Linked DNA regions of Homo sapiens: region 2 is linked to region 1. Evidence: chromatin contacts called from ENCODE Hi-C or POLR2A ChIA-PET data. All regions are on one chromosome and are shown on one strand. The core of a region is the stretch at or near the end of the contact, and the rest is flanking DNA. Distances in the headings are between cores, read along the strand shown. Region 1 has its middle 180 kb from the start of LNX1-AS2. Region 2 has its middle 210 kb from the start of CHIC2.

Region 1 (3,380 bases), core at 559-3,058:
CTAAGAAGCCACATAACATACATATCTTTGACTCAACCCCTCTAAAAATTTATCCTAGAGAAATAAGTTAGGAAATATTTAGCTACGGGGAGTTTTTGATAAGAAAATACTGGAAATAAGGCTTGGCATGGTGGCTCATGCCTGTAATTCTAGCACTTTGGGAGGCTGAGGCAGGCGGATCAATTGAGGTCAGGAGTTTAAGACCAGTGTGGCCAACATGGGGAAACCTCGTCTCTACTAAAAATACAAAAAATTAACCGAGTGTGATGGCACATGCCTGTAGTCCCAACTACTCGGGAAGCTGAGGCAGGGGAATCACTTGAATCTGGGAGGCGGAGGTTGCAGTAAGCCAAGATCGCACCACTGCACTCCAGCCTGGGTGACAGAATGAGACTCTGTCTCAAGAAAAAAAAAAAGAAAGAAAGAAAAGAAAATACTGGAAATAACCAAGCTGTCCAATTGAGAATTAGTTAAATATATTATGACACTTTCATTGCATGCATCATTAAGTGAGAAAATTTAAAATATAAATAAGAGGTTAGTGTAATCTCCCATTTGGTTTTATATATAAAGGCTTTGAGGAATATTCAAGAAATGTTAACAGTGATTTTCTTTTTTGCCCATTTGTAGTTTCTAGTTTATCACAAATGAACTTAAATGGGAAATATAACGATAAAAAAGAAAGAAAAGGAATGTTAAACTGCCTAGGTTAATGGAGGCTTTTCTCTAGCATCTCTCTCTCCCTCTTCTGGGAAAAGGAATAGTACTTCTGCTCCTTTCTGGGATGCTTCTACAAATCCCTCAGGAAGACAGAACTGAAACATCCATTTGCTCTGCACAGAGAGGATTCTGATTTAATGACGGGGATCTGTGCTTGGCTCCTCCTGAGTTTGAGAGAGTCTCTGAGCAGTGATAAGCAAGCTTGCTCAAAAAGGAGGCTTTTCATCTTTATGCCTAGACAAATAATTCTGAGGCTGAACTAAGGCTGGCTCACTATATCAATGTTAAGGAAAAAAGGCTTTTCACATGCAGTAGGCAAGATTTCTGTTTATTTTAGATAGAAAATGTTTCTTGAATTCCCCACTGTCTTTGCACACAGATATTTATCAGCTTTTATGAAAAAAGAGGAAAAATAAAAGAGAAGACAAAAAGAGTTCAATAAGCCCAGTTTGTCTACAGACCCTATCTTGTGTATGTTTTAAGACTGCCACTTCCAATCTCCTTCTGAATTTTAAAACTTCTTTATAAGATTCCCTTTTGGTATCTCTATGCTTTTCGGGGAAAGACACTTGGTGCTGATTCAAGTCCTTTCATGTCTGACTGACAAAGCTGCATTTTATTTCGATTCAGTCATATTGAACTTATTTTGAAAATTACATATTATGTCCTGCCCCCTGATCAATGGGTGCTCTCTTTCCCCATCCTCTTAAGCTCACTCTTAGACTTCCAAGGAATTTAAGAGATGTGAATCAGAGCTCTGGGATGGAATAATAGAAAACCAATATTTCTAAGGTCCAGGAGTAAATGGAATTGACATATTTTCAAATGCTTCTAGCTTCCTGAAACCCTCACTCCAACCTCAGTTCATCTCATTCAATTTCATTTTATTTCATCTTGTTTTGTTTCATTTTTCCACCTAGACCCCTCGTTTTTCTAATGGAGTCTGATGTGAATGGAATTGCAGTGTTATACTCTCCCACCTGATGGATAATTTCCTGCCTTGCACATTGCAAGACAATCTGGTGAACACTCCTTCCTCCTTCTGAGCCAAAACATTTCATAATTCTTCAGTCCTTCACAGGAGGCTCCAGCTCAGAAGCTGCAGTGACTCAGAAAAGGATGAACGCTTCCTTTGGTCTTATCATCTTTTTGTTCTTTTAGTTTCTAAGTACATGTCTTGACCTTTATCTGGGACTGTTAAATCTTGTTAAATTCTGCTTCAGAAGTCAGGGGACTTTGTCTTCACAGCCCTCCACCTCATTGGTGACTTTCTGTGACTCCAAAAAGGTCACCGAGAGTCAATGTACTTTGCTTCTTAAATATTTGTTTATAATATGACCCCCCATATTTGTTTATAATATGACCTCAAAAAGACCCATCAGGTGGGATGAGCCTAGTTTATGGAGTGTTCAGAAATGCTTCAAGGTCATTCATCCCCCCAAACGTCCTTTCTTCTTTCTTTTTCTTTCTTTTTTCTTTCTTCTTTTTTTTTTTTTTTTGAGATGGAGTCTCACTTGCTGCCCAGGCTGGAGTGCAACGGCACGATCTCGGCTCACTGCAATCTCCGCCTCCCAGGTTCAGGCAATTCTCCTGCCTTAGCCTCCCGAGTAGCTGGAATTACAGGCACTCACCACCACACCCAGCTAATTTTTGTATTTTTTAGTAGAGACAGAGTTTCATCATGTTGGCCAAGCTGGTCTTGAACTCCTGACCTCAGGTAATCTGCCTGCCTCGGCCTCCCAAAGTGTTGGGATTATAGGTGTGAGCCACCATGCCTGGCCCCAAACATCTTTTCATAGTTGGCAGAGCTTCAGCTAGGAAAGCAGACACTTGACAAAATGGGGTGAATAATCATTCCTCTCCCAGATCTAGAAGTCAGTTTTGTGAAAGAGTTATCACCCCACTCTAAGATTCTCGCTAGCTTTCCCAAATACGTATTAAAATCTTTGCTTCTCATTATAAAGAAATAGTGTTTGTTTGTTTTTTTTTTTTTTTAACTTGGAAAGAGTTGATAACATTTTAGGAGTAGAGAAAAGAGAAATCACAATGCCATAAAGAACCTCTAGAGGGTGATTTGTGTGTTCTTTTTGTTTATTGTGGTGGTGATTTCACAGGTATATGTAATCCATAAAAACTTAGCAAAGTTGACCCTTTCAATGTGTACAGTTGATTATATGCCAGGTACACCACAATAAAGCTGTTTAAACAAAACAAAACAAAACAAAACAAAAGCCTATATCCAACATTTCGCTTTCTAGTCCAAGAGTCCCGTCTACTGCCTAGCATTGTTACTAATATATAGGTGTTTAAGTTTTAAAAGCTCCATAAGGAAATAATGTTGGCTCAGGCAAAACTTTGCAAAGTGGCCCAGGGTCTTGCTTTATCCAATTATTTGGCCTACTTTCCGACTCTAAGAACTTAAAGCCAGATTCTGTTTCTGGGAAAAGAGATTTAAGAGTAATTTGACATCAGAAAGATGACAAAGTGATAAAATTCTACCAGAAATTATTTAAGACAAAGGTGTATGCAGGAGACAGCTGTGAATTCACTCTTAAAGAAACTTTAAAATGTTAAAGATTAGCTTGGGTACCATCTTAATTGTTATCATATGCTTAACTTGTCACCAGTTTTTGTGGCCTGTGATTTAGGCAGTATTTATT
Region 2 (3,468 bases), core at 787-3,286, 78 kb before region 1:
ACTTAAAATAACATTTGGGACCCCAAATTTGAACCCACGGGAACAAGTTTTGACCTCTAAAGATGGCATACTTTCCAACATCCACTTCAAATGTAGCCAAGGAGGTCATGAGGAACAAGCAGGAATGTCCCAGAGGGTAGAGCCATGGGTCATGGAGAAAAGTAGACCTCTGTCTAATGTTCTTCTCAGAGAGCAGAACCAGGGTCTAATCAAGAAAGCTCTCCTAGCGTCAGAGTAGAAGTTTTTCTAATACTTGCCCACCAAGATTCTGTCATTGCTTATATCCCAGTGACTGCTGAGTATTCGCCATCCTTCCTATCTGTGAATGGGAGTATTCATTGTGGTTATTCTGTTTCCCACTGTATAGTGTGTGTGTGTGTGTGTGTGTGTGTGTGTGTGTGTGTGTGTGTATGTGATATTTAGTTCAAAGGTGACTGGATCACAAGGAGCTGCATCTGGATATGATAGACAGAAAGGAGTTAGTACCCCTTCAAGGTGCTGTCCTTTGAAGTGATTGGGTGGGACTTTGGGTTATCTCTCTTGGGGAAGGGGAAAGTTTGTTGTTGATGTGGGAGAACATGTGAAATAGATATTTGGTGACTAAAGTGTTGAACAGTGGCCAAGAATGGTATATGTTCACCAAAAACCTGTTTCCTCTACCTCCTGGACCCAAAGCCAGACCACTTGCCTAGCTTTCCTTGCAGCTGTGTGGAGCCAAGTGCTTGAGTTTTGTGGGTAAAAGTGGGTTACACCACTTCCAGTCCAGGTCCATAGAAAGCTCACATACAGTCTTCCATGTTCCATGTTCATCCATAGGCTGACTGGATGTCCATGCCCAGGGTGACTTTGGAAGCCATATATTGAAGGCAGAGCCCCCATCAGTCTGGGTCTCTGGATATGGCCTCCTGCTATGCTCCCATCTCCAGCTGGTTAGCCTCTAACATTTTTCACTGTGTTAAGCCACAGGGACTTTGGAGTTTACCTGTTTTAGCATCTACTATTACTCTAATTCATATGCCAGCCCTCCCTACAAGTCATTCCCTACATTCTTTGACACCTTCTAACTGATGGTACGTACCTATAGTAATACAAAGAGCGAAGAATGAGCTTTGAGAGCTGAGCAACCTGCAGTACAGTAACAAAGGAAGATTATCTTCCTGGGTTTTGGACAACCCAGAGAACTGAAAGGGTAAAGCATATGGTCAGTGGCCAATCTACAGTTTTGGGTGGAGAGTCCTTTTACAATCCTATTCCTGAGCCATCTCCCACTGCCATAAAACTTTCCATAATTCCAGTCATTGAAGTGGTGGCAGAGTTTTTGGAGAAAGCCTTCCCTTAATACTATTCAAAACCTTCAGTATGCAGTGGTTATGCTTACAACGTGTCCCTCTCAGAACACTTTTCTGCAATGGGGTCAACATGTTTCCCCACAAAGCATGAATCCTGGAAATGCCTGACTAACTCCAGCATCATGTCTTATGGGGGCGAAATAGTTCTGCTATCTGGCTCTAGGAATGCAGCCTTCCTAATTTCAAGTAATTCATCTCCTAGGGGTGTTTTTGTGTTTTTCTTGGTCAACTACACAGTCATCGCATTTTGCAGCCAGGAGCAATTTGTTTCTCTGAAACCATCCAGCTTACAAGCTTTGCTTTCCAACCAGGAAGGGAGTTGTGGTGAACAGTCCTGTCTGACACAGACTGATTCATTATTGAATTAGGGAAATAATTTCTTGTCATCTTATTAGAATATGCATTTGGCAGCTGGATAAGATTGCATTTCAGTTTGTAAAAGAACAGTGAAAAACATGGGTCTCGTTGAGCTTGTGTGTGACTATGTGTATTTGTGTCGTTGAGCTTGTGTGTGACTATGTGTATCTGTGTTTTATTATGCAATGAGACTAAAAAAATAGAAGCAAGATTCTGAAAGCCCCAGAGCATGCATGACTTGTCATGAAAACGGGAAGCAGATTTTCTGGCAAGACTGAGTGTAGGTCCAGTTAAATTGTTTTGAATCTGATGATTTAGATATAACGTCTGATGAAGTATGATTTAGATATAAAATCTATGGTAAAGTAAAGCATAGCCCTAGCTGGTTGACTCAACACAGGCAGGCAGGAAACATGAGGCTATACTTTGTTTTTGTCAATTACAGGGAGCCCTCCCAGCTACACACACCTATGTGTTTGAGGAAGATAACTTCAGAAAGACTGTGTAGTTGGACTGTATTATACCATTCATCTAAAAAATTGGGAAATGAGAATCTGAGGTTTGGGACTCTGATGATAGAATCATACTATTATATGTTGCAACAAGGGTAAGATTGATCCACTTACTGACTGATTCATTCATTCAACATGTGTTTATTGTACAGCTGCTGCGTTAGAGGTTCTGGGCTAGGCCCTGGGGGTATAATGGCAAATAATGCAGAGTGAGTTTCTGCCCCTGTGGAGTTTATAGTCCCGTGGCGAATACAGGTCAATAAGCAGACTCAGTTATAGTGGAGGGCTGGGAATGCAATGAAATGGGTAGTGTAGTTGCTAAGGGAGGCCAGGGAAGGGTCAGCCAACCCAGTTCTGTGGAAGGGTCAGGAAAGGCTTCTTGGAAGAAATGATGTCTAGACAATGACATAAAAGATGAGGGGCAATCAGCTAGGCACAAGGCTGTGGTGGGGGCCAGGGAGAATTTGGTGAGGGAAGGGAATGAGCTACAGACCTTCAAGCAGAGGGAATTGCAGAAAGCATGGTGTATTGTAGGAACTGGGAGAAAATAACAAACGCCTAGATTCTAACACATGAAGCAGGAAAAGAGTGAAGGCAGGGGTCAGATCTTGCAGAGATTTGCGGAACATTTAGAAAGGCTGAACTTTATTTCAAGATAAATAGAAGTTATTGAACAAGCCAAAATATATCTTGATCTTAATCGGTCCTATTTTTGCAGGGATTGGGGGTGCAGGAAGAGGAGGTAAATACATGTCAGGAAACCAGACCAAATTCACACAGTGGGCAGTTTGGTGGTGGTGGCAGTTTCAGCAGGACAGCTGCAGAACTTATGGATCCTCATGGCTGGTGTGCTGCGATGGCGTTGCTTTCACCTTCTGCTATAACACTAATTTTGTTCTATTTTCTTACAGATATTCTCTCCAGATATCTAACTCAATCTAAATTATCAGTGCAAACAAGGTGAAAATGAGGAGTAAGTACTGCAAAGTGATAAATAACCTAAATCATACATCTGATTTTGGAATGTGACCACATAAATGGGCACAGTGCACATACTCATACTCACTGGCATACTCACACTTTTTTGAAAAAAACAGCTTTATTGAGGCATAAATGATGTGCAACAAACTGCAGATATTTAACAAACAAACACCAGGAGATTGGTTCCAGGACCTCTGAGGATACCAAAATCCATAATGCTCATGTCCCTTATGTAAAATGGCGAAGTGTTTACATATAACCTATGCACA

What was found. Hi-C counts contacts between places; a loop is a spot of excess contacts on that map. ChIA-PET counts read pairs that join two places held with the same protein, here RNA polymerase II (POLR2A). Pooled maps may share reads with other maps.
Region 2: a map of prostate gland shows a loop between it and region 1 (2.1-fold over the local background). The contact joins two enhancer-like sites. A Hi-C loop is called at or near these places in 3 of 168 maps with a recorded cell type or tissue (IMR-90, endothelial cell of umbilical vein and prostate gland) and 1 of 50 pooled maps. POLR2A ChIA-PET finds 5 or more read pairs at or near these places in 1 of 52 experiments (AG04450).

What each region holds. Positions count from the first base shown.
Region 1 is chr4:53,775,844-53,779,223 of GRCh38, reverse strand. No RefSeq gene overlaps it. Among named protein-coding and RNA genes, the nearest start is that of LNX1-AS2, 180 kb to the right of the region's middle. Within about 2 kb of position 1,808, at least 2 of the 41 ENCODE cell types and tissues checked have a DNase peak (open chromatin) inside an H3K27ac peak, as active enhancers do; they include IMR-90, where a contact is called at or near this core.
Region 2 is chr4:53,854,144-53,857,611 of GRCh38, reverse strand. No RefSeq gene overlaps it. Among named protein-coding and RNA genes, the nearest start is that of CHIC2, 210 kb to the left of the region's middle. Within about 2 kb of position 2,036, at least 10 of the 41 ENCODE cell types and tissues checked have a DNase peak (open chromatin) inside an H3K27ac peak, as active enhancers do; they include IMR-90, where a contact is called at or near this core.